2 separate regions of the Homo sapiens genome follow, and region 1 is linked to region 2. Evidence: chromatin loops called from intact Hi-C (ENCODE). Cell type or tissue: gastrocnemius medialis. All regions are shown on one strand. Each heading gives the region's core, and the rest is flanking DNA. Links, peaks and the distances in the headings are about the cores only.

Region 1 (15,021 bases), core at 2,933-10,932, 48 kb after region 2:
TGAGGCCCTCCTCTATTTTCACCTCCTGTGCATACCTCCATCATGGGATTCAGCCCATTTTACTGAAATTCTCTATATATTATTCTCCCTTAGTAGACTGTAATTGTCCAGCCTTGTACCCCCAGGCACCAACTACAGTGGATACACAGTAGATCTGCAGTGCATGTTTTCTGAATGGACTTGGGCTAGTATCTCTTCATTACCTGCCATCCTCCTGAGCTAGACTTTTACAGACCAACACTTAGTACAGCTTCCTGATCAGTGTTGCTGTCTTCAGCCCTCCACCCACACACCCAATCCACACCCCACATTCCCCAGTATATTGTCCTACAACGCAGACATCATCATGTTCTCTGCTCAAGATTATTTTCTCCTTCCCATCAAGCCTGAGCTCCTTGGCCAGGCCCCAGGGGCCTTTCACCACCTAGCCTCATTCTACTTGCCCAAATGTACTCTGCTTCCCAGCAGACACACCCCAACACACTCATTTCCACCTCTGGGTTTCTGCTAGCCCTATTTGCCTAAACTAGGAGGTCGTCTGCCTACCCAAATGCTACTCCTGTTTTAAGTTCAAGTTCCAGCTCCTCCTGGAAGTCTTCCCTGACCATGCCACCCCCCAGGAATCCTCACCTTGGAATATGTTAGCTCCTAAAGTTCAGTACACTTAATTGTCTCTTTATGCTCATTTCTTTACTGTGTTTGCCTTTCCCCCCGCCCCTAAATTAGGTTAATCTGTTAAGGGCAGGGCAATGTCTTACACTTCATCTGTGTGACCCACCACACCCACTGTAAGAGAGGCACCTTACAGCAGCTCAAGACTTCGAGGTGGTTAGCACTAAAAATCTGAAACACAGTCATGATGAGTAACGACAAAAGCAGTTTCCAGTGGCACAAAGGCTTGTTCTAGGCAGCCAGCACAGTTGGGCTGTGGGTAAGAGGGTTTGTCAAAGGGCCTTAGAATTGTAAACCTATGCCACTGAAACAAACTGAGTTCTCTGTAGCACCTGATGGTATAAACCAGTGTTTCTCAAAGTGTGACCCGAGACCAGTAAGATCAGGATCATCTGGGAACCTGTCAGAAATGCAAATTATCAGGCCCTAAGCTCAGACCCACAGAGTCAGGAACTCTGGGGGTGGGGCCCAGCATCTGTGGTTTGATAAGCCCTCTGAGGATTCTAATGCCCACCAAAGTTTGAGAACCACGAGTTCTCACGCAACAGGAATATCCTGGTATGCCAGAAGGTTCAGTTTCTTCTATCTCTAAAGACGGCCTATAAATATCATTTTTAACTTATGTCTTTCTGTTTACTACTACTCTCAATAACAATAGTAATAATATAACAACAGTATTGACTGCTTAGTGTCCTCTGCCAACTTTCCCAACTACAGTTTTCAGGAGCAAGAAGTTATCAGCATAGGTATAGGCATGGGGATCCGCATTCTTGGCTTTTTCAATGTGATGATGATCCCTACATTTGTCTCTCAGCCTCAAACCAGTTATTTCTCATCACTCCCAAATCCCAGCTGACCACTTCAGGCAAAGTCCCCACCCGCCTGCCTTAATGTCTTGATTTTCAGAGTTGGCACTTTAATTGTTCTGAGCCCCTACTGCAGTTTTGGTCTCTCATTTGTCTACCCATCCCCACTTCGGAAAACAATGGGTCAGTCTGCTACCAGCTTGGGTTTTATCCCATTCATGAAGACAAGCTTCCCATGGACTCATTCTTCAGCACCTGTCCCAGCTCTGCATGTCAGTGGGTGGGGTGGGTTTGTGTGTAGAACAGCAGCCGAGCTTCCTGTAATCTTGTTTATAAACTGTTGATGCATGTCCTGACCGCATCACAAGAGGGTTCACAGGGAAGCCGTCAGTCTTGGGGCAGAATCTGCAGGGCACCAGCAACCCCATGTGGAGGTGGCTGACTCATTCTGTGGTCTCCTGTCTGGGGACATAGCAACAACACAGACCCAGAGCTACTTGGCAGAGGGCCCCACTCATGGTAGGCACCCAATCTGAACCCTCCAGATTAGCATAAAGGCAGGACAATGGAACAGATAAAGCCATATGCAAAGGATCAGGATCAACAGCTCAGGTTGGAGTGGAAAAAACACAGGTGGAGGATTGGCTGTGCTTGTGGCTTTGCACCCCCAACTACGTGACTTCTGGCACCAAGTCACCTCTTGCCTGTGAGCCTCTTTTCCCTAAAAGTTAGAGAGTAAAGATGATCTCAAGCTGGGCACAGTGGCTCACACCTGTAATCCCAGCATTTTAGGAGGCCGAGGTGGGTGGATCACTGGAGGTCAGGAGTTCCAGACCAGCCTGGCCAACATGATGAAACCCCATCTCTAACTAAAAATACAAAAATTAGCCAGGCATGGTGGCGGGCACCTGTAATCCAAGCTACTCAGGAGGCTGAGGCAGGAGAATCGCTTAAACCCAGGAGGCGGAAGCTGCAGTGAGCCTAGACTCAAAACACTCAAGTGTTTGTGGAAGTGTTTAGGAGAAAAACAACGCTACAGCCTTATACACTCCAGGTTGATGCTTGGATAATGAAAATGTTCTATATCTGTGCTGTCTAATGTGGTAGCTGCTAGCCACGTGTGGCTACTGAACACTCGAAATGTGGATAGTACAACTGAGAAACTAATTTGCAATTTTACTTATTTTTAATTACATTTAAATTTAAGCAGTCAGATGTTGTTGGTGACTACCACATTGGACAATGCAGCTCTAACTGAATTCATGAAATGCAAGTCCTTGAGAACTCTGTCTCCATATAGTAAGTGAAAAAATAAAACTGCTCCTCCAGTTTGCACATGCTTTACTCTAAGTGGGAGAAATTCCAAGGACCACTTAAAGAAGTCCCAGGAAGCAAAACCCCTCTTCTTGGGCCCTCAGCCCAGCTTGGCCACCAGCCACCTTCATGGAAAGTAATGAGTCTTTTCCAGCCCCCCAGCCTTGATCTCTCTGTGTGTCAGTTCCTTCCGTAAAGTGCAGACCAGCCACTCTGATTTCCTCACACAGTTGCAAGAACACACTGCAAAGCTGTACCATAAGGAATCTTAAAAGTCCTGGCAAACATACATTACTGACTGTCACTACCCCTCACTGCTGCAGCAACCTTCCTGAAGCCTCAATACATGACCCATTAACCACTGAGAGGCTGGAAAGAGGTGACCATACTGCGGGATGGGAGAACATCCACTGATTTATCAAACATTCAGTAAAATAGTCTACGTGGCTTATATGCCACATGCATTCAAGAAATGTGATAAATCGATGCACTAACAATTCCATTTTCCAGAATTTATCTGACAATTTTACCAGTACAAGGGTGACACAAGAGTTTGTCTTGTTTACAGTTAAATCCTTAGTGCCTAGAACCATACTTGGCAGACAGCAGATGAGTAAATGAGGTATGCAGATGTATGTAAAAAGATGCGCATTTCAGCAACAACCTAAATGTCTATCAAGACGGTACTGCTTAAATTAATTATGGTCCATCCATAACAGGTGGTCTATGCAGCTTTTAAAAAGATACACATACCTGATCTGGGAAAATACACAAGATTAAAATACAAAGTTACAGAACAACATTCTGATCCCATCTGTGTATATAGTCTGTTCTACCTTTTTGAAAATATAGACTATGCATATGTATGTTCATATATGCATTGACAATTTCTGGAAGGATATACAAGAAACTTAATGATCACTTATGAGGAATAGGACTAGAGAGGTTCAGGAGGATGGTGGGAGGGAACTTTTAAATGCACTATTTGATTTTGTTATTAACTGATTTTCTTTCTTAACTATACAAGTTAAACATGATCATGTTAAGCATTCTATCTGGGGCACTGCATAGCCAATGAATATATTTATATAGGGAATGACTGTAAAATGTTTACACTACAACATAAATAGGGAAATGGGATATAAATTGTATCTTCGATATGATCATAATGTCAAACAGACAAGAAAGAATTCACAGAAGCAAAACTATGTCAGTCCCTACTAGCCTAGTCCCTGAAAGGAGGCCTGAGACCCCTGCCACCCCAGACCCCCAGACAACCCATAAGGTGGCAACCAAATCATTAAAGAGCCGACTCATTTCACGGTGCATGTGCACAAAGCAGTCACAATAACATTTTGGTTGTTCTGTAAAATGAGACCAGTCTAACTCCCTTGTTCTGCATGGGATTATGGAAATGGGGTAACCTGCCATTATCTTTATACAAGGGTTAAGATCTTGTTCTTCATTACTGAGATTTTAAGCTGGGAGGCTGCAAGTCACAAGACATTAAGTGAATGTGGGCAGTCTTAAGAGGCCAGGAACTAACAGCTTAAACTACACTACGTGCCTTTAAGACTTAGTAATTGGGCAGAAAAGTGAAACCAGGAGAGAAGCTTTCAACAGCTATGTCTCTGATTACCTTGCATTCAGTCCTATGGAAGCAAATACCTTAAGAAAACATGAGGAGAAGGGGCAAGAACTTTAAAAGTAGAAAAACCTAAGGGCTAGAAAGGCCCTGAGATACCATCTAGCCTAACCCTCACATTGCCAGAGAAGGAACTGAGCGCCAGATAAGAATGCATTCCTTCTAAAATGATTGCAGACCTGGGAAGGAGGGTGCTATTAAGTGAACAGAGTTATAGGTTTCCTGGCAGCGGTGACTGAGAAAGCAAGCTGGATTTGAGAAATTATTCATTCTGGAAAACTACAGTTGGCCTCATATCACATCAAAGCCAGAGGAAACATGGGACCAGTCCCTGTAAGTGGTCCAGCCTCACATGAATAAATCATGATGCCATTATGAGCAGATAGAAATCTCCTGCTTCAGGACTAATTAGTCATTTCACTTAGAAAATGGGAGAGGCCCCAACCTTCTCTGGGTGTGGCTGGCAGCTGTGCCAGAAAGAAACACCTTCTAGCCAGGGTTCTGGCCAGGAGGCTAGGCTGCCAGAGGCCTTGCTGAGGTTGCACCAACACAGGTCAAGTGTTTATCTACTTGGTTTTCCTCTAACTAGGCTCCCAGATGGACTTCACCTACCCACGGAGAACCTGATCCTTGGGAAATGGGGTTATCACAGAGAATGCTTTACAGGGAAAAGCATGGTCCATCCTGCAGTTTGGGTTTTTAGGAATACTACCTGCGGAGGCAGCACTGCTGGGACCAGGATCAGGGAATGGGATCTCTGACCCTACCTTGGCCACAAGGAGAACATTTATGTTGGTCCAGGCCCTGGCCTTATCAGACATGAGCCTTCAGAGACCTGAGAGCTGTTGGGACAATCACACAGTGTTCTGCCTGAAAAGGACCTTTGATAGTATCCGATAGTCCAACATTCTGGCTTTCCACAGGAAGAAATGAAAACCCTGGGAGTAGGTCACTTGTTCAAAATCACCCAATGATTTAGGAACAGAGAGGAGACAAGACCAAACACTTTCCTATGCCAGTTGAGCAGCCAAGGAGGCACTGACAGGTGTTTACCAAAGACTGCATGGTACTGCAGGGGGGCTTACATCTAACTGGAAAAACAAGGCCTGATCCCTCAGAAGAGTTAATATTATTACACAAAAATAAGACCTGGCTGGGCTTGGTGGCTCACGCCTGTAATCCTAACACTTTGAGAGGCCAAGGCAGGTGGATCACCTGAGGTCAGGAGTTCGAGACCAGCCTGGTCAACATAGTGAAACCCCGTCTCTACTAAAAATACAAAAATTAGCTGGGCATGGTGGTGGGCACCTGTAATCCCAGCTATTTGGGAGGCTGAGACAGGAGAATCACTTGAACCTGGGAGGTGGAGGTTGCAGTGAGCTGAAATCGTGAAATAGAGCCACTTCACTCTAGCCTGGGTGAAAGAGCGAGACTCCATCTCAAAAAAAAAAAAAAAACATTCTGACATTGTTGAAGGAGGGAGGACAGATAAAGTACCAGATGCGTTGATAGCCAAGAGGCATGCAGTAAGGAAGAATGCTAAGAGGAGGTGGGCAGGGAATGATGGGGAGGGAGATCTGGACAGAAGAGGAGAGAAGAACAGATTCTGCAGTGTTAAGTAAATGTAAGGCAGCAGGAAAGGGTACCGTGTGGTCAGGAGTCTGTGCCAGCTGCAGTCTGGCAGGAGAACAAACAGCCTGGCTGACCCACAGGGCCCTGCCATGCCAAGGACAGCCTCTCTCTTGCTTATGCCACACAGGACAACGACAGCATGTTCGAGGTGGGAATTACCACTCTGACGTTCAAAAGTAGCTAATCCCAGAGCTGCTCTGTGAGCTCTTTATATAAGGTCTTCCCATTGCCTAAAGGTCTAAAGGATCGAGACCACTTGACCACAACACTCAGGGCACTGCTATAGGCAGAGTAGAGGCAGCTGCTGTCAGCTCAGTGCCCAGCCTGCAGTGAGTGGATTGACCCCCAAAGTTCTCATGCAACTCCAAGAAGAAACAGGGGTGGGCAGTCATAGTGGGTTGAATAGTGGCTCCCTAAAATATATTTCCATATTCTAACCCCTGGCACATGTGACCATGACCTCATTTGGAAAAAGGGCCTTTGCAGATGTAATTAATTTATGGATCTTAAGATGAGATCATTCTGGATTACCTGAGTGGGCCCCAAATCCAATGACAGATGCCATAAGAGTGAGGCAGGCAGAGATTAGACAGAAGAGAACTCACAGAGACACACAGGGAGAAAGCAACATGAAGATGGAGGCAGAGATTGGAGTGATGTGTCTACAAGCCAAGAACACAAAGGATCACCAGCAGCCACCAGACGCTAGGAGACAGGTATGGAACTGATTCTGTCTCAGAGCCTCCCCAAGGAATCAACCCTGCTGACACCTTGATTTTGGACTTCCGACCTCTACAACTGGGAGAGAATAAATTTATGTTGTTTGAAGCCACCCAGTTTGTGGCCATTTGTTATGGAGGCCCCAGCAAACTAACACAGCAGGGAAAGGGGGCATAGGGAGGAAGGCTTGGGTTCTTCAGGAAAGCATCCGAGAGGACAAAGCAGCCTCTGCTCTTCAGGGCCCACGCAGCGCAGGGAGGGCTGGCTCCAGGGGACTGCAGGTCAGCATGGCCATAAGCAGGAAAGTCCTCCTCTCTCTCAGGTACTGCCGCCACCAGCAGGACACACGGCCTCTTACAGATTCTCTGCCCACAGCCATGGTCCTGTCCACCTCTCCAGCACCTTCCACACCTGACCCCCCTTATCCATGAGTTTCCCAAAGTAACTGGCACTATCCTTCTCCAGCAAGTTTCTTAGAGTCCATTATCACAGAGAGGCAGTGTAGTTCAGTGGAAATTGTTCTGGCTTTGGAGCCAAAGAGACATGGATTTTAATCCCAGGGTGACTTGGGATATGAGTGATTTGCCCTCAGTGAGCCTCAGTGTTCTCATCTGTAAAGTGGGGTAAATAATCGCTGCCTTGCAAGGTTATTGTGACAGTTAGAAATAGCATAGGCTGGGTGCAATGTCTCAAGCCTCTAATCCAAACACTTTGGAAGGCTGAAGTAGGAGGACTGATTCAGGCCAGGAGTTCAAGACCAGCCTAGGCAAGTAGCAAGACCCTGTCTCTACAAAATATTTATAAATTAGCCGGGCATGTTTGCTCATGCTTGTAGTCCTAGCCGCTTCAGAGGCTGAAGTGGGAAGATCGCTTGAGCCCAGGAGGTCAAGGCCACAATGAGCCATGACTATGCTACTGAGTTCTAGTCTGGGTGGCAGAGAAGAAAGAAAGGAGGAAAGAAAGAAGGGAAGGGGAAGGGGAAGGGGAAGGAAGGAAGGAGGGAAGGAAGGAAGGAAGGAAGGAAGGAAGGAAGGAAGGAAGGAAGGAAGGAAGGAAGGAAGGACGGACATGTAAAATGCCCAGCATATGGCCTGCATACAACAGGAGCACAATAAATGGCAGGAATTTTCATCACCATTATTTACATCATGACAAAGTTTTTCTAGAACACTGGCCTAAGCCCAACTTGTTCTCATTGCTGTTGTGGATACAAAGAGATCCACAATGTTGGGGCTGTCCTTGGGGGCTCTCACTCAGCAGGGAGTTCTAGGGACCTACTGTGTTCCCTTTTCTTACTTGCCTTCAAGTCTCTTCTTCTCCAGACACTGGCTGTGACCTCAGTCCCCTAGGTACCTTCAGTAGGCACCTAATACATATTTGTTTTGTGACTAATGAATACATGATGTTGAGTGAGTCACCTAACCTCTTGAAACATCAGTTCCCTCATCTATAAAATGCAGCTAATAGTGTCTATCTACCCTGCTGCCTCACAGGGCAGTTGTAAAGACCAAATAGACAACAGCCAAGGAAGGCATAGGAAGAGAGCAAAGCACCACACGAAGCCCCACCTGCACCTCAAAGGCTGTCCAACCCTCCACCGAGGTGGCTCTGCTGGGCCTAGGACAGTCACAGTCAGGTCTCAAGGTGCTTGCATCTCCCTGTGCCTAGAGAGCCGCATTCCAGGACACGGGCAGGTCCACACCTTAACAGGTGCAAACCTCCCTGCTTTCGCTGGTCTGGAGTCAGAAAGCCTTGACTCAACTATGATGCTGCCTCTTCCTAGCTGTGTCTCCAGGCCACTTAACATCTCCAAGCCTCGGTTTTCTCTTTTGTAAAAAATAGTCAATTATCCCTGCCTAACTAGAAATGTAGCCATGAGCATTGAAACAGACAATGCATGGCAATGTGCTTTGTCAACTGTACAGTTCTGTACAAATTCAGGTGATTATTACAATGATTCCCATTGTGTTGAAAAGCAGCCACACTGGCCTGAGCCTCAGAGGAATACAGACTCCCGGAGAAGGAGGAGAGGACAAACACCACTGCTCCTTGCAATTCCTGTAACTTTGAAACCTGCTCCATAAAATTGCAAAATCCTATATGCCTTTGCCAGGAGACCAAAAATATTCAAGGCACGACTCTAGAGAACCACAAGATGAGCCATTTCTATAATGGGTACTGCTGGGCTTCAATCAACTCAGCTGCCTGGCCCAAAAAAGTCATTTTTTAAAAACACCACACACCACAATTTGGCCTCTCCCCCAAAACATACATCCTTTCTCTTAAGAAATTAAGTGAAATCCAACTTTGATGAAACCCAACTCTGAGGCATTCATTCTCAGAGAGCAGGCCCCTGGTTCCCTGGTGAGGCGGGCAGACAAGCATTCTCAAATGACGGTTTGCAGGTAGACAGATCTCCAGTGGAGGTGGAAGAAATCAGCACTTGGCCAGTCCCAAGGGCTGTGAGGACAGGACCTGTGAGCCCAAGGAAGCAACTGCTGCCTCAGACTCAGAAATTAGCTCTACTAACCCAGCGAAAAAGCTAAACAGCCTTAAGACTCTTTTACTGGTTGTTTTAATCAACCAGGTACGAAGAAGGTGAGAGACCAACTCCTCTTCACCCACAGGCCTGGATGCCACAACCCCACACTCCAACTCCCTGCCCCGCAACAAATGGCCTCCCCCATCACATAGGCAGCCAGCAGATGAAAGTCCCTCCCAGACTGGAAATGGCCACCTGTCCCGTGGTTCTCTGGGTCCCACAACCCAGGCCACCTGGCCCCTCTAGGTTGCACCAGGCTGAGGAAGGCAGACACACCCAGTCCTGGATTCAGGGCTAACAAGGCCAGGATCCTACCTGTAGCTACTCGCCCAGCTTTTACACCTGGGGCTGCCTCTTACTCCAAAGGTCCTCAGTCCTGGATGGAGACGCATGTACCTTATTTGTTAGCTCAGGCTCCCTTTAGCAGTTTCTGTTTTCTGTTGCAAAACTCTGAACCCTCTGAGAGACACCCTAGCATGGTAGAAAGAGCAAATGCTTTGAGGCCAGGTTTGAGTCCAGGGCCTGCTGCTGACTGCCTCTGAGGATTTAGAGAAGTGACTTCTCCTGGCCTTGGTTTCCTCCTCCCTAAAAGGTGGCTAATGCCTGTCCAATAAGGCTTTGTAAGGTTATAACAATATGTGGATGGTGCCTGGTGTATGGTTGGTGCTTAACCAGTGGTAATTATTATTATAACGCCATTCTCACCCCCATCCCCACCCCAACATTCCAAATCCTGAAGTCTAGTCAATCCTCCAGAACTGATTGCTCCCACCTTCAGGTCACAAGCAACCATTTACCAGAGTGCCCTGTCTCAGACCTGCCCACCTCTGGGCCAAGCGGAGCTAGCTGCTGTGAATTACAGAATGCACTCAAAGCAGTTAAGTGTCTGTTTACACAGAAAAAAATTCTGAAATCTTATATGATTGCAATATTTTCCCACCACATCTGCTTTTATGGATATAAATCAGTGAACACACTTAGATCAGGATTTATTCGGAAGAGTAGCTTCTCTTACATGGACTTTTCTCTTTTGATAACTACGGTACTACCCAGTGTCCAGTAGGCAAAACACAAAGGTCTAAGGTACTTGCATGATTCTGAAAGTTCCTTCAGACTCTTCAGAAAGAATTATCTTATGTCTAATACATTGTCCTTTTCAGATTATAAAAGTAATATGTGCTCATTGTAGACCATGAGGAAAACAGAAAAAGTATATGAAAGTACAAATCTGTGGCAATTTCACTGTTTCTAGAGAATGCCACAGTGAATGCTTCGGTGTATTTCTTTCTAGCCTTTTTTTCCTACATGCCAGTGTGTATGTAAGTATCCATTCATTTTAAAGCGAACAAATGAATAAGCCAGCCAGACAGTGCAGACAGGAAAGCAGCTGTTAATTGCCCATGGAATGCTTCCTTGTCTTGTTTTCCATTCTCCCTGCCCCCAAACAACTTATTTATTAGTGACACACCTATGCGTTGTATAACTACATCTTATCAGAGGTTGGTGAACTTCTATCCTCTGAGTGAGTTGACATAGTCATCTCTGCTTTCCATTTTCATGCCACAGAGTCAATATTTACTAGCCATGTTGCTAAAAACAGGCACTGGTCACAGACTTGGTGCCAAACCACTGTGTCTAATCTCAGCAGAAGCAGTCTCAGTGGCACCCGCAGGCTTTACTGTGCCATAAGCCATGGCTCTAGATGAGTGATTCCTGCCCCAGCTGAGTAGACAGCCCATGGCCCAGTAAGAACACTTCACATAATCATGAAGTTGCAGGACACTAAGTGCCAGAAGGCACTTATATGCTAGAGATGGGGGAAAGGAAACTGAGGACTTGCCTAAGCACAGGCAGCTCCAGAGCCAAAGCCAGGACCCCTTTCTCTCCCACGCCAGCACACTCTTATTGCACTACCTTGTTGAATGCATCAACATGAAGAAACAGCTGAGAAGGCAGTGGGGGATAGAACCCATTTCATCAGGACTGGAAACTGGGCACTTGCTCTGAAATGGTCAATTTCACAGGGGTCTTCCCCAAGAGTGGCATGTTCTCTTGCAGTAATGATTAAGGTGATACCATGGCATCATCAATTCTCTTGCCTCTTGCTGTCATTTATTCATTCATATCACATATTTTTATTAAGCACCAGCTATGGAAAGGTATCGCTTGCTTCACCAAAGCAGCACTACTTTGCCCATCTCCTCTGGGAAGGATTTATAGTTGACAAAAGAGACACACCCATTTGATAGCGAAAAGAAATCTAGGCTTAAAGAAAAATATTTATAGAAAGGAAATGTAGGAGAATCATGGAATGACGTCAGGGTAGCCCCTTGACAGCAGGCCTCTAAAGAAAGTCCCTGTTCCCAAAAGCACCTCAGGTACTAGAAGGAATAAATCAAAAGGGAAAGGATAGGTAACTTGGTGTGATACCAAATGCCTACAGTGTTTCTATGGAGTAATGGAAAGGGCAAAGGACCTGGAGTGCAAAGACCCACATTCAGGTCTCACTTCTGCCACCAAAATGCCTTGTGACCCAGAGACAGAAAGTGCCTTGCCCAGGTGCATTAACGTATTGGTAGCCAAAGTGGGATATGAAGCAAGTTCTTTACTCCAAGTCCGTGGCGATGGGCCAGATGCCACAGATGAGTCTTTCTACCCCTCTTATCATTAGCCTTAAAGAAAGCCACAACCCTGATCTAGAACATCTATGGCAACAGAATTTCCCTTCATCTTTCCCCTCAGTAGAGATCAGACCCTACCCACAAGGGGAAGCCCTGGCATCTTCTCCTGGAAGTAGGCACTTCAGTGGGGTTCAGTCTCAGTCACTTTCGGGAGGAACAGGACAGCGGCCCCCAGGCTCACGTCAGCACAGGATGATACTGCGATGTGGGACGACTCTGGCACATGAAAGGGAGCGCGAGTGAGCATTCCGTACAGTTGCTGGGATGTCAAGCAGCTCTGCACACTTGGTCTGTTCCCCTGCCCCACCCCCTCCAGACAAGAAAACAAAGAAGCTCATGTGAACAGGGCCTTGATGAAATTGTTGCTGCTGAATTTCTACCTTCTCCTGGGCTTGTAAACACAAGCTCAGCGCCCTTGGGGCCTCAAAGCTGGCTAAGCACAGCTGATGGCTTTACCAGCCCCTGTGCTCGTTGAGTGCCTACTGTGGATCCAGCCATATGCTAGAGGTGGAAGGGACACAAAGAAGGATAAAATGTGGCCCCGTCTTCAATGGGCTCACAATCTGGCTTGAAATACAGAATGAATCCCCAGAGAACCTTCTACTTTGGAGTAATTGTGTAAGAGGCACAGATACTAAGGGCTATGGATGCTCAAAGCTGGAGGGATAGATGGGGCTGGAAGGAAGAACCCATGGGAAGGCCCCAGAGGGAGAGGAAGTATTTTCACTGGACTTGAGAGCTAAGTACAATTAGTTAAGTGGAAGACAAGAAGAGACAGGAAGGAGGAAAAGAACATCTTATAAAAAGGCTTGGACTAAGCAGCTAGAGAGGAGAAAGCTTGGAAGTATTGGGAGGTAAGTTTGGACAGCAGAGTGGGCAAAGCAATGAGACTAAGTTGGTCACATCACTCAGTTTAATCTGCCAGCCACTTTCCTGACTCTGTATCAGACACTGGATAGGGTGGAGATGGCCTAGACGTTGGTCTGGAAGCACTTACCTTGCAAAGAGGAAAGCAGGGTAACAAAAAGGGAAGGGAAACATATTAGAAACACAAACCACAGGCATAGAGTACAATTTTCCTAGGGTAACCATCCAAATGCTGGTTAGTATCAACAAGGGAGCTAATCTTGGCAATGCTACAGGTAGTGGCTACTGGGTGATCTCACAGAGACAAAAGGAAATGTACAACACTGTTATTACTAAAAGAGCACCTGCAATTATTAACATTTAAATAGTTTAGGTTATTTTCTCTGTTAACAGTCATTTTCTTCAAAGCATTAGGCAAAGGTTTCCTAGACTTTTTTCTGAGAAGAGCTTCCTAAAGAGAGCATTAGCCGGAATTAAGGCTTGAGCTAGGATACATACAAGTATTCTTCACTTCACCCAATAGACAAGTTCCCTTGTGCATGGTGACTACTTCCGTAAAGAACTGACCACTTAAAATGTTTAAATGATCCTAAAGAGTTCACAATCCCATGGGCATGGTGGCTCAAACCTGTAATCTCAGCACTTTGGGAGACTGAGGCGGGTGAACACTCGAGCCCGGAAGGTTAAGACCAGCCTAGGCAATATGGTGAGATGCCGTCTCTACAAAAAAATAACAAAAAATTAGCTGGGTGTGGTCATGTGCATCTATAGTTCCAGCTACTCAGGAGGCTGAAGGGGGAAGATCTCTTGCGCCCAGGAGGCAGAGGTTGCAGTGAGCCAAGATCACATCACTGCACTCCAGCCTGGGTGACAGAGTGAGACCAAGTGAAGAATACTTGTGTGTGTGTATTCTAGCTCAAGCCCTAAAAGAGCGCACAGTCCCTCAAAGGGGGTTAGACAGATGATATCTTGGGGCCCTTCCAGTCTAAATTCTAAGATAGCATGATGAGAAATGACTCTTTCCAAACTCCCTTAGGGTATCTCTGCCAGAAATTTTCTGGCAAAAGTGCTAGGAGACTCACTGTAGGTACCAGTATACAATCCTCACCATCTCTTTACCTTCTCTTTTAGTTGCTGCCATCTTAACTTACTCATCCTTCATTCAGCAAGGGTTTACAGAGTCTCTTCTCTTTGTCAAGGGGCGATGTGGAGGAGGGTGGAAGCTGACTCTAAGGCAAAGAGTGACAGCAGGGATATCCACAACATGCTGTGGGAACACAGAACAGGCTCGCCCAACCCTGCCTGCAGTAGTCAGGGCAGGCTTCTGGGAGGAAGCAGAACTTGAGTAGGGCTCAATGCATGGGTGAGACCTAGATGAGCATAGGACTCTAAGGAAAAGGTGGCCACTGAAAGGATACACCTATTAGTGGGAAGTAAACCTAGAAGCCATAAAGGAATTGGCTTGTGGAGTCACTGTTGGGTGTGGTACACACACACGGTGGGGGAAGGGCAGATCCCAGCAGGAGTCTAACATGAGCAAAGGCAAAGAGAGAGAATTAACAGAGCTGGGACAGAGGATAATAAACCAACTCACTCAATCAAGGGAGGAAAGGAATAAACTAACAGCTCTGAGAGCCTCTGATGTGTCTCAAGTACCATTTTGAAGAACTGATGGTGGATCCAGTTGCACATTCTGCTCAAACTGGGGCATATAAAAAATACTGATGCCAGGGCCTCACTGCAACTCCTCCCTGTGAACTCTTCAAATCAACTGATGACCACTGGGCCTTTAAGGAAATGATGTTGCTATCTACGGCCATTTGCTGGACACTTCCCACGTGCCACGCTATGTCCCTTACATCTGTGGCAGGAATGGAAAAGGTGCTATTTTAAAAAGCTGCTCAAAGCCGTTACCATCTGCTACAGGAGGCGGAAGACTGCATCGTGCGGGGGTCAGAGATGGCTTTTTGTTTAAGAAAAACTTTAAAGGACCTTTGGTTCTGCAAAAGAGAGGCCTGGGGTCCAATCAGGGAGGTGCTGCAACAAGGAGTTTAACTGCCTATCTGAAAGAAAAGGGGAGTCTACCTTGCGCGGTTAAGTAAAAAGAATGGTAGCAGATTTGGGGCCTAGGCTGGGGTCCTG
Region 2 (15,021 bases), core at 4,618-12,617:
ATTTTGAGACACGTCCCATCAATACCTAGTTTATTGAGAGTTTTTAGCATGAAGGGCTGTTGAATTTTGTTGAGGGCCTTTTCTGCATCTATTGAGATAATCATGTGGTTTTCGTCTTTGGTTCTGTTTATATGATGGATTACGTTTATTGATTTGCATATGTTGAACCAGCCTTGCATCCCAGGGATGAAGCCAACTTGATTGTGGTGGATAAGCTTTGTGACGTGCTGCTGGATTTGGTTTGCCAGTATTTTATTGAGGAGTTTTGCATCGATGTTCATTGGGGATATTGGTCTAAAATTCTCTTTTTTGTTGTGTCTCTGCCAGGCTTTGGTATCAGGATGATGTTGGCCTCATAAAATGAATTAGGGAGGATTCCCTCTTTTTCTATTGATTGGAATAGTTTCAGAAGGAATGGTACCAGCTCCTCTTTGTACCTCTGGTAGAATTCGGCTGTGAATCCGTCTGGTCCTGGACATTTTTTGGTTGGTAGGCTATTAATTATTGCCTCAATTTCAGAGCCTGTTATTGGTCTATTCAGGGATTCAACTTCTTCCTGGTTTAGTCTTGGAAGAGTGTATGTGTCCAGGAATTTATCCATTTCTTCTAGATATTCTAATTTATTTGCGTAGAGGTGTTTATAGTATTCTCTGATGGTAGTTTGTATTTCTGTGGGATTGGTGGTGATATCCCCTTTATCATTTTTTATCGCATCTATTTGATTCTTCTCTCTTTTCTTATTAGCCTTGATAGCAGTCTATCAATTTTGTTGATCTTTTCAAAAAACCAGCTCCTGGATTCATTGATTTTTTGAAGGGTTTTTTGTGTCTCTATCTCCTTCAGTTCTGCTCTGATCTTAGTTATTTATTGCCTTCTGCTAGCTTTTGAATGTGTTTGCTCTTGCTTCTCTAGTTCTTTTAATTGTGATGTTAGGGTGTCAATTTTAGATCTTTCCTGCTTTCTCTTGTGGGAATTTAGTGCTATAAATTTCCCTCTACACACTGCTTTAAATGTGTCCCAGAGATTCTGGTATGTTGTGTCTTTGTTCTCATTGGTTTAAAAGAACATCTTTATTTCTGTCTTCATTTCGTTATGTACCCAGTAGTCATTCAGGAGCAAGTTGTTCAGTTTCCATGTAGTTGAGTGGTTTTGAGTGAGTTTCTTAATCCCGAGTTATAGTTTGATTGCACTGTGGTCTGAGAGACAGTTATAATATCTGTTCTTTTACATTGGCTGAGGAGTGCTTTACTTCAAACTATGTGGTCAATTTTGGAATAAGTGTGATGTGGTGCTGGGAAGAATGTACATTCTGTTGATTTGGGGTGGAGAGTTCTGTAGATGTCTATTAGGTCTGATTGGTGCAGAGCTGAGTTCAATTCCTGGATATCCTTGTTAACTTTCTGTCTTGTTGATCTGTCTAATGTTGACAGCGGGGTGTTAAATTCTCCCATTATTATTGTGTGGGAATCTAAGTCTCTTTGTAGGTCTCTCAGGACTTGCTTTATGAATCTGGGTGCTCCTGTATTGGTTGCATATATATTTAGGATCGTTAGCACTTCTTGTTGAATTGATCCCTTTACCATTACGTAATGGCCTTCTTTGTCTCTTTTGATCTTTGTTGGTTTAAAGTTGTTTTATCAGAGACTAGGATTGCAACCCTTGCTTTTTTTTGTTTTCCATTTGCTTGGTAGATCTTCCTCCATCCCTTTGTTTTGAGCCTGTGTGTCTCTGTACGTGAGATGGATCTCCTGAATACAGCACACTGATGGGTCTTGACTCTATCCAATTTGCCAGTCTGTGTCTTTTAATTGGAGCATTTAGCCCATTTACATTTAAGGTTAATATTGTTATGTGTGAATTTGATCCTGTCATTATGATGTTAGCTGGCTATTTTGCTCATTAGTTGATGCAGTTTCTTCCTAGCACTGATAGTCTTTACAATTTGGCATGTTTTTGCAGTGGCTGGTACCAGTTGTTCCTTTCCATATTTAGTGCTTCCTTCAGGAGCTCTTGTAAGGCAGGCCTGGTGGTGACAACATCTCTCAGCATTTGTTTGTCTGTAAAGGATTTTATTTCTCCTTCACTTATGAAGCTTAGTTTGCTAGATGTGAGATTCTGGGTTGAAAATTCTTTTCTTTAAGAATGTTGAATATTGGCCCCCACTCTCTTCTGGCTTGTAGGGTTTCTGCCGAGAGATCTGCTGTTAGTCTGACGGGCTTCCCTTTGTGGGTAACCCGACCTTTCTCTCTGGCTGCCATTAACATTTTTTTCCTTTATTTCAACTTTGGTGAATCTGACAATTATGTGTCTTGGATTTGCTCTTCTTGAGGAGTATCTTTGTGGCGTTCTCTGTATTTCCTGAATTTGAATGTTGGCCTGTCTCACTAGGTTGGGGAAGTTCTACTGGATAATATCCTGAAGAGTGTTTTCCAACCTGGTTCCACTCTCCCCGTCACTTTCAGGTACACTAATCAAACGTAGATTTGGTCTTTTCACGTAGTCCATATTTCTTGGAGGCTTTTTTTGTTTCTTTTTACTCTTTTTCCTCTAAACTTCTCTTCTCACTTCATTTCATTCATTTGATCTTCAATCACTGATACCCTTTCTTCCACTTGATCAAATCAGCTACTGAAGCTTGTGTATGCGTCACATAGTTCTCGTGCCAGGGTTTTCAGCTCCATCAGGTCATTTAAGGACTTCTCTACACTGTTTATTCTAGTCAGCCATTCGTCTAATCTTTTTTCAAGGTTTTTAGCTTATTTGCGATGGGTTCGAACATCCTCCTTTAGCTCAGAGAAGTTTGTTATTACCGATCGTCTGAAGCCTTCTTCTCTCAACTTGTCAAAGTCATTCTCCGTCCAGCTTTGTTCCATTGCTGGCGAGGAGCTGCGTTCCTTTGGAGGAGAAGAGGCCCTCTGATTTCTAGAATTTTCAGCTTTTCTGCTCTGATTTCTCCCCATCTTTGTGGTTTTATGTACCTTTGGTCTTTGATGATGGTGACGTACAAATGGGGTTTTGGTGTGGATGTTCTTTCTGTTTGTTAGTTTTCCTTCTAACAATCAGGACCTTCAGCTGCAAGTCTGTTGGAGTTTGCTGGAGGTCCACTCCAGACCCTGTTTTACTGGGTATCACCAGCGGAGGCTGCAGAACAGCAAATATTGCAGAACGGTAGATGTTGCTGCCTGATCCCTCTTCTGGAAGCTTTGTTTCAGAGGGGCACCTGGCTGTATGAGGTGTCAGTCAGCCCCTATTGGGAGGTGTCTCCCAGTTAGGCTACTCGGGGGTCAGGGACCCACTTGAGGAGGCAGTCTGTCCATTCTCAGATCTCAAACTCCATGCTGGGAGAACCACTACTCTCTTTAAATCTGTCAGACAAGGACGTTTAAGTTTGCAGAAGTTTCTGCTGCCTTTTATTCAGCTATGCCGTGCCCCCAGAGGTGGAGTCTACAGAGGCAGGCAGGCCTCCTTGAGCTGCAGTGGGCTGCACCCACTTTGAACTTCCCGGCCACTTTGTTTACCTACTCAAGCCTCAGCAATGGCAGATGCCCCTCCCCAAGCCTTGCTCCCACCTTGCAATTGAATCTCAGACTGCTGTGCTAGCAGTGAGCAAGGCTCTGTGGGCATGGGACCCTCTGAGCCAGGCACGGGATACAATCTCCTGGTGTGCCGTTTGCTAAGGCCATTGGAAAAGCGCAGTATTAGGGTGGGAGTGTCCCGATTTTCCAGGTACCATCTGTCACGGCTTCCCTTTGCTAGGAAAGGGAATTCCCCGACCCCTTGTGCTTCCCGAGTGAGGCGATGCCCCTCCCTGCTCCATGGGCTGCACCCACTTTCTGACAAGCCCCAGTGAGAGGAACCCGGTACCTCAGTTGGAAATGCAGAAATCACCCATCTTCTGCGTCGCTCACGCTGGGAGCTACAGACTGGAGCTGTTCCTATTCGGCCATCTTGGAACCTCTTAACTGTTTTTTGTTTTTTAATCCATTCAGCCAATCTATGTCTTTTGATTGGAGAATTTAGTCCATTTACATTCAATGTTATTACTGATAAGTAAGGACTTACTCCTGCCACTTTGCTTTTTTATTTCTGGTTGTTTTGTTGTCTTCTTTTCCTTCTTTCCGTCCTTCCTGTCTTCCTTTTAGTGAAGGTAATTTTCTCTGGTGGTAAGTTTTAATTTCTTGCTTTTTATTTCTTTATATCTCTGCTGTAGGTTTTTTGATTTGAGGTTACCATGAGGCTTGCAAACACTGTCATATAATTCATTATTTTAAACTAATGACAACAATGCTGATTGCATGAACAAGCTAACAAGCAAAGAGAAAACTAATAAAAACTCTACACTTTAACTTTCTCCCCTCACTTTTTAACTTTTTGTTTCTGTTTATATCTTATTGTACTGTCTGTCTTGAAACATTGTAGTTATTTTTTATCAGTTTATCATTTAGTCTTTCTACTCAAGATACAAGTAGTTTACACACAATTACAGTGTTATGATATTCTGTGTTTTTCTGTGTACTTAATATTACCAGTAAGTTCTACACCTTCAGATGGTTTCTTATTGCTCATTAATGTCCTTTTCCTTTAGATTGAAGAATTCCCTTTAGCATTTCTTGTAGGACAGGTCTGGTATTGATGACATCCTCAGATTTTCTTTGTCTGGGAAAGTCTTTATTTCTCCTTTATGTTTGAAGGATATTTTTGCTGGATATACTATTCTAGAATAAAGGTTTTTTCCTCAGCACTTTAAATATGTCATGCCACCCTCTCCTGGCCTATAAGGTTTCCACTACAAAGTCTGCTGCCAGACATATTGGAGTTTCATCGTATGTTGTTTCTTTTCTCTTGCTTTTAGGATCCTTTCTTTACTCTTGACTTTTGGGAGTTTGATTATTAAATGTCTTTAATTTTTGGGAGTTTGATTATTATTTGGGTTTAACCTTCTTTGTGTTCTATAACCTTCCTGTACTTGAATATTGATATCTTTCTCTAGCTTTGGGAAGTTCTGTTATTATCCCTTTGAATAAACTTTCTACCTCTATCTCTCTACCTCCTCATTGGGGCCAATAACTCTTAAATTTGCCTTTTTGAGGCTATTTTCTAGATGTTATAGGAATGCTTCATTCTTTTTTTTTCTTTTGTCTCCTCTGTGTATTTTCGAATAGTCTATCTTCAAGCTCACTAATTCTTTCTTCTGCTTGATCAATTCTGCTGCTAACAGACTCTGACGCATTCTTCAGTACATCAATTGCATTTTTCACTTCCAGAATTTCTGTTTGATTCTTTTTAGTTATTTAAATCTCTTTGTTAAATTTATCTGATATAATTCTGAATTCCTTCTCTGTGTTATCTTGATTTTCACTGAGTTTCCTCAAAACAGCTATTCTAAATTCTCTGTCTGAAAGGTCACATGTCTCTGTCTCTCCAGGATTGGTCCCTGGTGCCTTATTTAGTTCATTTGGTGAAGTCATGATTTCCTGGATGGTTTTGATGCTTGTGGACGTTTATTGATGTCTGGCCATTGAAGAATTAGGTATTTATTCTAGTCTTCAGTCTTCGTTTGTTTGTACCCATCTATTTGGGAAGGCTTTCCAGATATTTGAAAGGACTTGAGTGTTGTAATCTAAGTTTTTGGTCACTCCAGCCAAATCTGTATTAGAGGACACCCCAAGCCCAGTAATGCTGTGGTTCTTGCAGACTTGTAAAGGTACTGCCTTGGTAGTTTTGGATAAGATCCAGAAAAATTATCTGGTTTAGGAGGCAGAGACTCTTGTTCTCTTCCCTTACTTTCTTCCAAATAAATGAAGTCTCTCTCTGTACTGACCTGCCTGGGGCTAGGGGAGGGGGAACACAAGCACTCCTGTGGCCATCACCACTGGGATTGTGCTGGGTCAGACCTGAAGCCAGCATGGCCCTGGGTCTTGCCCAAGGCTTATAACAGCTGCCTGGCTACTGGCTATGTTTGCTCAAGGCCCTAGGGCTCTACAATAGGCAGGTGGCAAAGCCAGCCAGGCTTGTGTCCTTCCCTCAGGGTGGTGAGCTTCCCCCCCTTGGGTGGTCCAGAGATGCCATCTGGGAGCCAGGGCCTGGAGTTGGAAACCTTGGGAATCTACCTGGTGCTCTATTCTAATGTGGCCTAGCTGGTATCTAAGCCAGAAGACAAAGTCCTTCCCACTCTTCCCTCCCCTTTCCACAAGCGGAGGCATCTCCCCCCATGGCCCCCACTGCCCCAGGCCTATGGCAAGTACTCCCTGACTACTGCCAGTGCACATTCAAGGCCCCAAGACTCTTCAGTCAGCTTGTGGTGAATACTGCCAGGCGTGGGACTCTCCCTTCAGGGCAGTGGGCTCCCCTTTGGCCCAGGGTAGGTCCAGAAATGCTGTCTAAGAGCCAAGGCCTGAAATTGGAAACCCGAAGAGCCCACTTGGTTCTCTACCCCACTGTGGTCAAGCTAGTACCTATGTTGCAGGACAAAGTCCCCTTTATCATTCCCTTTCCTCTTTCCATAGCCACCACAGCTGGGAATGTGCTGGGTCACACCTGAAGCCAGCATGTCTCTGAGTGCACATCTCTGAGTGATACACTGGATGTCACTGCTGACTATTCAGGGCCCAGGGCCTCTGTAGTCAGCAGGTGATGAATCCTGCCAGGACTGGGTCCTTCCCTTCAAGGCAGTGGATTCCCTTCTGGCTCAGAGAGTGTCTAGAAATGTTGTCTGAGATCTAGGGCCTGGAATGGGGGCCTCAAGACTCTGCCTTGTGCCCTTTCTTACTGTGGCTGAGCTGGTATCCAAATTGCAAGATGAAGTCCTCTTCACTTTTCCCTCTTTTCTCCTCAAGTGGAGGGAAGGATTCTCTCCTGGAGTTGCAAGCTGTGCTGCCAGGGGCTGAGGGAGGTGTGGTACAAGCACTTCCTTGGCCATCCCAACTGATGTCTCACTAGGTGTACCCTCCAAGTCCTCTGGCTCCAAGCACAGCACAGGACCAGGACTTGTCCAGGAATTGCAGTCCTTGTGGCCTAGACTTCCGTTCAAGTTTACTTAGAAACCCAGAGCACTTTAGTCTGCAGTGGTGAGGCTTGCTGGAACTCAGGTTCTGACCACTAGGATGAGCAATTCTCCTCTGTCTAGGGCTAGTCTAAATGCTCCTTCCATGGGTTCCAGCGGGGTTCTGCCTGGTATTGCTTTCTGCTGTGACAGGGCAGCACTGAGTTTCAATGCAAAGTCCCACAATTGCTGCACTCTCCCTCCCCCAAGTGCACAGGTTCTTTCTCCATGCAACATGGCTGCTGCCAGAAGATGGGGAAGGGGTGGTATAGGTGATTCAAGACTGTCTTTCCTACCCTCTTCAGTGCCTCTTTCTGTGATATGAAATTAAAACCAGGTACTGTGGGCCGGGCGCAGTGGCTCACACCTGTAATCCCAGCACTTTGGGAGGCCGAGGTGGGCGGATCACGAGTCAGGAGATGGAGACCATCCTGGCTAACATGGTGAAACCCCGTCTCTACTAAAAATACAAAAAAATTAGCCGGGCATAGTGGTGGGTGCCTGTAGTCCCAGCTACTCAGGAGGCTGAGGCAGAAGAATGGCGTGAACCTGGTAGGTGGAGTTTGCAGTGAGCCGAGATTGCACCACTGCACTCCAGCCTGGGCAACAGTGCAAGATTCAGTCTCAAAAAAATAAATAAATAAAATAAAATAAAACAATAAATAAAACCAGGTTCTGTGACCTCTCACCTGGTTTTTGGTTCTTACAAAGGTGCTTTTTTTGTGTATGGATAGTTGTTCAATTTGGTGTTCTTGCAGGGAGGGTGATCAGTGAAGGCTTCTATTCGGTCATCTTGCTCTGTCTCCTGTTTTTACCAATACTGCTTATCTCATATTAATTTGTCCATTTGGACTGGGTATGGTGGCTCATGCCTATGATCCCAGCACTTTGGGAGACCAAGGTGGGTGGTGGGGATCACCTGAGGTCAGCAGTTCAAGACCAGCCTGGCCAACATGGTGAAACCCTGTCTCTACTAAAAATACAAAAATTAGCTGGGCGTGGTGGCAGGCACCTGTAATCCCAGCTACTAAGGAGGCTGAGGCAGGAGAATCACTTGAACCCAGGAGGCAGAGGCTGCAGGGAGCCGAGATTGTGCCACTGCACTCCAACCTGGGCAACAGAGCGAGACTCTGTCTCAAAAAGAAAAAAAAATATCCATTTGTCGGCTCCCTGCAACGAGGCTAGGAGCATGTGGTGAGCAGGGACAGAGCCTGACTGTCCATTGCACAATGGCTGAACATAGGAGAAGCTGATTAAATACCAGCCTGAAGAGAGGTTGTTCACATTCCAAAGGTAGGCAAGAGAGTGAACCCTCTTCTATTACCTGCCCCTTCAAGCTGGAAGGTGTGCATAGAGAACAGGTTATGGGTAAGGGTGTGGAGACAACATGCTGGCTGTGTTCCTGGGGCAGTAAGGACCCTGAGCTTGGGAAGGAGTTAACAGAATATAAGCAGGAGAGGAAAGTGAAAATCCATCATGGAGAATGAAAATCAGGAAGAAAAATGTGGATTTTATATGGTGGGAAACAACACAGAACCAAGAAGCCTCCTCTAAGCTACCAGCTGGATCTTAATTGCATGATCCCCTCCAGGAGACAGAATGTTCCAGCCAGGAGGCATGCATACCCACATTCTGGCTCCAGGAAACATGTACCCGATCCTGAGGTAATCCTTCTGAGTTCCAGCTACTCATCACTTCCTGAAGTTGCCCAGGTGGGCCTAGGCCAAGGGACCCACGGGTGGAAGAATCAGAAAGCTCAGGTCCTCACAACTCTAAGGATACCTGGCCATGGTGGGGACTGGCAGCATCCTCACCTCACATGCATCCAGAGAAAACCCAGACTGTTTCCAGGTAATGGAAAATGTCCAGGTTAGCCCCGGAGCCTCACCAGCCCTCGCCAGCAGTTCTACCTAGCAACCAACTCAGCTCTCTGCTGGACAATTTATTAACAGAACTGTACTCACAGGGTTTGTTTTCCTAGTCTATGGGGCCCACAACACTGTAACAAAAGTTCTATTTCCTTTTCCTCTATTCTGAGAAGGGGAATAACAATAACAGCTACTATTACCGAGCACCTATTCCATATCTGGCACTTAATGCTTCTCTCTAACCCTTACAGCTCTGCCAGGTAGGTATTATTTGCATTGAAGCTGAAAAGCTGAGGTTCAGGTGTATCATGGTACATGGTAACTCAGCCTGGCTAACTCCAAGCCAGTGCTCTCCCCACCACAGCGAGCTGCCATAAAGGCAAGCCAAACATCACGAACCTGCTGCAGTCATTGGTGCCTGTTGGGCTCCAGCCACTCCTCCTACCAGACCCATTCAAGAAAAGACAAAGGAGCCCATTTTGAAGCAGCTCTCCTGGAGCCAGCAAAGACACAATAAAACAACAAGTTAATTGTCCACAGCAGTACCAGGAAGTCACACAGGTGCAATCAAGGCAGACCATTTCCTGCTGTTACTACCCTGAGGTCCAAAGGCCTGCCCAGGCCTCACCATCCTTGGTGACCCCCATTTTTACCCTGTGACGCCTCAGTAAAACTCTGGAAGACTTCTGTTGGAGGTATTAAAAAATACCGTGACAGCCAGGAGCAGTGGCTCATGCCTGTAGTCCCAACACTTTGGGAGGCTGAAGTGGGCAGATTGCTTGAGCCTAGGAGTTGCAGACCAGCCTGGGCAAAATGGCAAAAACCCATTTATACAAAAAAATACAAAAATTAGCTGGCCATGGTGGCATGTTTCTGTAGTCCCAACTACTTGGGAGGCTGAGGTGGGAGGATTACCTGAGCCTGAGAGGTCTAGTCTGCAGTGAGCTGAGATCACGCCACTGCACTCCAGCCTGGGTGACAGAGTGAGACCCTGTCCCCCCCAAAAAGAAACACCAAAAACAAACTGACAATCATGGCCAGACGCAGTGGCTCATGCCTGTAATCCCAACACTTTTGAGAGGCTGAGGCGGGTGGACCACTTGAGCCCAGGAGCTCAAGACCAGCCTGGGCAAACATGGCAAGACCCCGCCTCTACAAAAAATACAAAAATTAGCCAGGTATGGTGGCACACGCCTTTAGTCCCAGCTATTCAGGAGGCTAAGGCAAGTGGATAGATTGAGCCCAGGAAGTCGAGGCTGCAGTGAGCTGTGATCACACCACTGTGTTCCAGTTGGGTGACAGAGCGAGACTATCTCTATTAAAAAAAAAAAAAAAGTGACAGTGAGCCTAAGGAAGGAGGACCATGCTAAGGGGACTCATAGAAGGTCACCCTATCAGGCAGAGTAGAGTAAGAGCTGGGGTAGGGACTCATATGGGAACTGAGCTCATGCCCTGGCATAGCCACTGTGAGATAATGGACATGCCAGACCCTCTCTGGGCCAGGGGCACAAGCCAGAACTTGGGTGTCATCCAGAACCCTGTCCCCTCCTTCATCTCTACCTCTAATTAGGCACCTAATCAATCCTCAGATTGACCTCTGCAAAAGATCTTGACTCTGTCCTCTCCTCACATCTTACCTAGATTATTGCTTTAGCCTCCTAGCTGAGCCCCAGCCTCCAGGCTGTCTCCAGCCTATCCATCCTCCCAGCCAGAGGGATCACTCTGAAACAAGTACATGCTTACCTCACTTCTCTGCTCACCTGAACCCTTATCTCTCAGGGTAAAGTGCAAGCTCCTTGGCTTAGCTCCCAGACCCTTGTGTCTGCTTCCTGCACTGTTCCTGGCTTCTTCCCCAGCCACTCAGCACACACTTCCCATGCCTGTACTTCCCTGAATGCATTGTGCTGTTTTGTGACCATGTATTCTGCTGGCCTTTCTTCCTTATAAGGCCCTTCTCTTCTTCTATTTCCTACCAATCCTTCAGAACTCAACTACATAGCACTTTTTCCAGGGAGCCCTCTCTGATATCCCGGTTGGACTTAGATGTCCCCTCCTTTAGCCTCCCCACCCACCCTGGGCTTCCTTCTAGCATAGTACTTAGAGTTGCTGGTTTTTCTATCTCCTACACTAAGGTTCCTGGAAAAGATGAAGTAATCTCAGACAGGGCCTCAGTGAATTTTGTATCAGCAGCAATACCCAAGCACCCAGCACCATGCTTGAAAGACCACAGGGATTTCTGGATAGAAAAATGAAGGGATCTCCCCAGCAAACAGGTCATAGAATTGATCAAAGTTAGAGGACTTTACACATTAAGTATCTGTATAGGCTCATCAGTCTATGCAACTGAGCTCAGTTACTAAGGGAACTGATCCTTCTACTTTGACCACATTCTTGCTTTATGAAGTCCTATGTGGTCACAGTGAACTCTCTCAGTCCTGAATACCAGTCACCATAAATGATCAGTGGCCCCTACAAGCAGTTTTATGACCACAGTTTGGAGCACAGTAGGGGTTGTGAGTTGGGGAGGGCAGCCAGTGGTCCCTGGGCTCCAGGATTTACAAGCTCTGGTCAAGGGATGATGGAGGCTGCACTATGAATGGGTCTGGCGAGCCAGCCAACTTCAGCAATCCTCCAAACATTTCTAGTTTTTTGTTACTGAAAAGTTCAGTCTTGTGAAAGGTGTTTGGTTTCAAGTTTCCTGTCACTGGTCTACTTATTTAGAAAGTGTTCCCCCCTGCTCCCTGAAATAAATAAGGTGCCTGAAGTCTGATTTAAGCAGCTTCTTGCAGTCAGCTCCAGTGTGCAGAAAACCTGTTATGAAAAATGAAACTGAGAAGGTGGACATTTCCGTGGCATCATCTTTCCCATGAGCTCAGGGTTTTTCACTGTAAGATGAGAAAGAAGGGCTGGTCGGCACTGGGCCCATCCTGGGAAAGACACCAGGAGGGACTAAGCCTCTTCTTCCTAAACTTGATTCTTTTCCCTTTCTCCCCTTACTGACCTTGAGATCAAAGTGAGCAATTTTCTTTGTGTGAAGGTAGTTCACCCCATCCAGGATCTGCTTAATGAAGCTGGTGGCCTCCTCCTCACTCAGTGACTCCTTCTGGGCCAGGAAATCGAAGAGCTCTCCTCCAGACACTCTGTAAAACACCAGCGGGGGGAGGGGAGGCCCAGGCCCAGTCAGCTCTGCATGTCATGAGGCTGGGCTGATAGGGGCAAGCCCTCATCCTGACCCCCCAGGGACCTTGTATGGCAGAATCCCCCTGGCTTATTTCTGGGGCTTTGTCTGTCCAGTGCCAGGGACTGACTTTGCTCCTATTTGCTTTGTTCTTTCTTTTGGATCACAAGGGCAGGAATCACCCTGGAGGTGTTGTCAGAAGAGCCTCTGCTCCCACTCTAGGCCCTGGTCCCAGTCACCCTGGAGGTTGCCCTCTCCCCTCCATATGCCTGAGATGGCAGGGGACAAAAACAAGCAGATTATTTAGCCTGAATGTTTGCGTTCCTCCAAGTTCATATTTTGAAATTCTAACCCCCAAGGTGATGGTATTAGGAGATAGGGCCTTTGGGAAGTAATTAAGTCATGAAGTTAGAGACCTCACAAATGAGATTAGTGCCCTTATAAAAGAGACCCCAGAGGGCTTACTTTCCCCTTGCACTATGTGAAGTTACAGTCAAAAGACAGCCATCTATGAGGAAGTGAACCTTCATCTTGATCTTAGACTTCCCAGACTCCAGGACTGTGAGAAATAAATTTATGTTGTTTGTCAGCCACCCAGTTTATGGTTATTTTGTTATACAGCAGCCTGAATGAACTGAGAGAGGAAATTGGTACCAAGTGTGGAGTGCTACTGTAACAGACACCTAAAAATGTGGAAGCTGCTTTGGAATCAGCTAACAAGTAGAGGCTGGAAGAGGTTTGGGGTGCCAACTAGAAAAAGCCTACATTGCCATGAATGAATGGACTGTAAGGGTGGTCCTGGTGAGGGATCACAAAGAGAGGAGATTCTCAATCTTCTTAGAGAATACCTAAGTGGCCATCAACAAAATATTTGTAGAAATACAGATGGAAAGGCCATTCTGATAATGTCTCAGATGGATATGAGGAACATGTTACTGGTCTGGTCAATGGAGGAAAGGGCATCCTTGTTATAAAGTAGCAGAGAACGTGGCTGAATTGTGTGTGTGCCCTAGTGTTTTATAGGAGGCAGAACTTGTAAGCAATAAAAATGGAATATTTGGCTGAGGAGATTTCTAAGCAAAGTGTTGGAAGAGTGTCCTGGTTCCTCTTGACTACTTAAAGTAAAATGTGAAAAGAAATGGTTTAAAGACAAAATTGTTACTCAAAGGGAAGAAAGCTTAAAAGTATGCAAAATTCTCAGCCTCCTCATATTGGAAAACATAAGAAAACCTGTTTGGGAAGGAACAAAGGTATGACCAAGCAACCATTTGATAAAAAGATTAATATGGCTCTCCAGGGAAGCCAGGTGCTATTCATCAAGACAATAAGGGGATTAGTCAGCCATCTAAACAGAAGCCAGGACCTATTGTCCAAGACAATGGAAGAATAACCCTGAAGTCATTTCAGAGATCGTGGGGGTGAAAAGAGGGGTGTCCCTCCCATCACAGATTCATAGTGCCAGAGCTTAGAGGGCAGAATGATATCAAAGGAGGGGCCTCCACTGCCCAGTGCTGCCTCACATTGTGGGCTTTGCTCTCCAAACTCTGTTGCCATACTCCTCAGACATACCAGGTGTGGCTCCTGGAGGGCAACAGTGTGGCAAGCTCTGTGCCAAGCAAAGCTGGTGGGTGTGTGGCTGCTTTCACCTGGATTTCACAAGATGCCTTAGAGAGCTGGTGGGCCCCTGGGCAGAGAACTGCCTTTGGTGTGGGGGCCAATGTTTGGAGAGCAAAGCCTTATGGGCAGGGTTGCTCAAAGCTGCAGGGGCAAGACCTCCATTCCACCCCCATGGGCCTGGAGGGCAGAGCAATGAGCCAAAGATTCTTCTCAATGTTTTGTACTGGCTCAGAACCTGTCACTCCTTTATTCTTTCCCATTCTTCCTTTTAGAATGGGAATGTGTATCCTCTGCCTGTCCCACCATCATATTTTGTAACACGACATGTTTGATGTCATTGGTTCACAGCTGGAGAGCAACTTGCCTCAGAATGAATCATACCTTGAGTCTCACCCACATCTGATTTAGATATTTAGATGAGACTTTGGACTTTAAACTTTGGAGTTGATGCTGGAATTAATTAAGAGTTTTGGAACTATTGGAATGGAAGGAATGTATTTTACATTTGAAAAGGACATTAATTGGGGTGGGGGGCAGAGACAGAATGCCAGAGTCTGAATGGACTAAGACAGATGACAAAGCGGAACAAATGCTGTGCCAGAAACTAAAGACCTAGGTTCCATTCCAGCCTTGCCACTGACCTTGGACAACTCATTTCCCTTCTCCAGGCAGGCCCTGGTTTCATTACCTACAAAAGAAGCAGACTGAGCAAGACAGCCCCAAAGCCCCCTTTCTTCAATTTTATAAAAGATGGCCCCTTTATGGGGCTCAAGAGAATCTAAGTATGGCCCCTAACTTAAGCATAAGACCCCATTAATTATATTCATTTTTAAAGACTCTAGAATACTGTTTTTGATGTTTGATACTACTTTTTCACACTCTACATTCTTGCTTCCTATAGTTGATGTGACAGAGCAAAAAAAATCTCCCCTGAGATTTAGAATTGCCAGATAAAATAGGTTTTTACTTGCTAAATCTGGCAACCCTACTTGGGCTTATTTATCCTGTCAACAAAAAGAGTCAAACTCTGTAAAATATTTAAAGATGTTTATTCTGAGCCAAATATGAGTGCTCAAGACCCATGACACAGTCCCAGAAGGTCCTCAGAACATGTGCCCAAGGTAGTTGGGTAACAGCTTGATTTTATACATTTTAGGGGGACAGAAGTTACAGGCAGAATCAATAAATCTAAGGTGTACATTGGTTCCATCTGGAAAAGTGGAACAACTTGAAGGTGAGGATAGGGGGTTGGGAGGGCTTCTAGGTCACAGGTGGATTTTCTGATTGGCAATTGGTTATTATTGAAAGACCTGGAA

What was found. Hi-C counts contacts between places; a loop is a spot of excess contacts. Peaks named below come from ENCODE experiments on the same cell type or tissue, not always from the same donor. Only the 100,000 strongest peaks of a DNase experiment are listed, where the experiment ranks them.
Region 1: it touches region 2 in a loop (2.5-fold over the local background); 9 of 110 quality-filtered maps call a loop at or near these places.

Annotation. Positions count from the first base shown.
Region 1 is chr15:64,009,050-64,024,070 of GRCh38, forward strand. All of the region lies in intron 2 of DAPK2 (death associated protein kinase 2), which reads right to left. Among named protein-coding and RNA genes, the nearest start is that of DAPK2, 30 kb to the right of the region's middle. RefSeq lists a silencer at 713-772 and enhancers at 1,143-1,232, 2,090-2,139. In gastrocnemius medialis, for the core only: no CTCF peak of the experiment used is centred there; DNase peaks (open chromatin) are centred at 4,946, 6,142 and 9,547; H3K27ac peaks cover 8,000 bases.
Region 2 is chr15:63,959,512-63,974,532 of GRCh38, forward strand. DAPK2 (death associated protein kinase 2) reads right to left here. Exons shown (of 12, transcript NM_014326.5): 4 at 11,912-12,050. Among named protein-coding and RNA genes, the nearest start is that of DAPK2, 79 kb to the right of the region's middle. RefSeq lists a silencer at 11,879-12,173 and an enhancer at 12,921-13,668. In gastrocnemius medialis, for the core only: no CTCF peak of the experiment used is centred there; DNase peaks (open chromatin) are centred at 5,990, 8,680, 11,830, 12,020 and 3 weaker places; H3K27ac peaks cover 8,000 bases.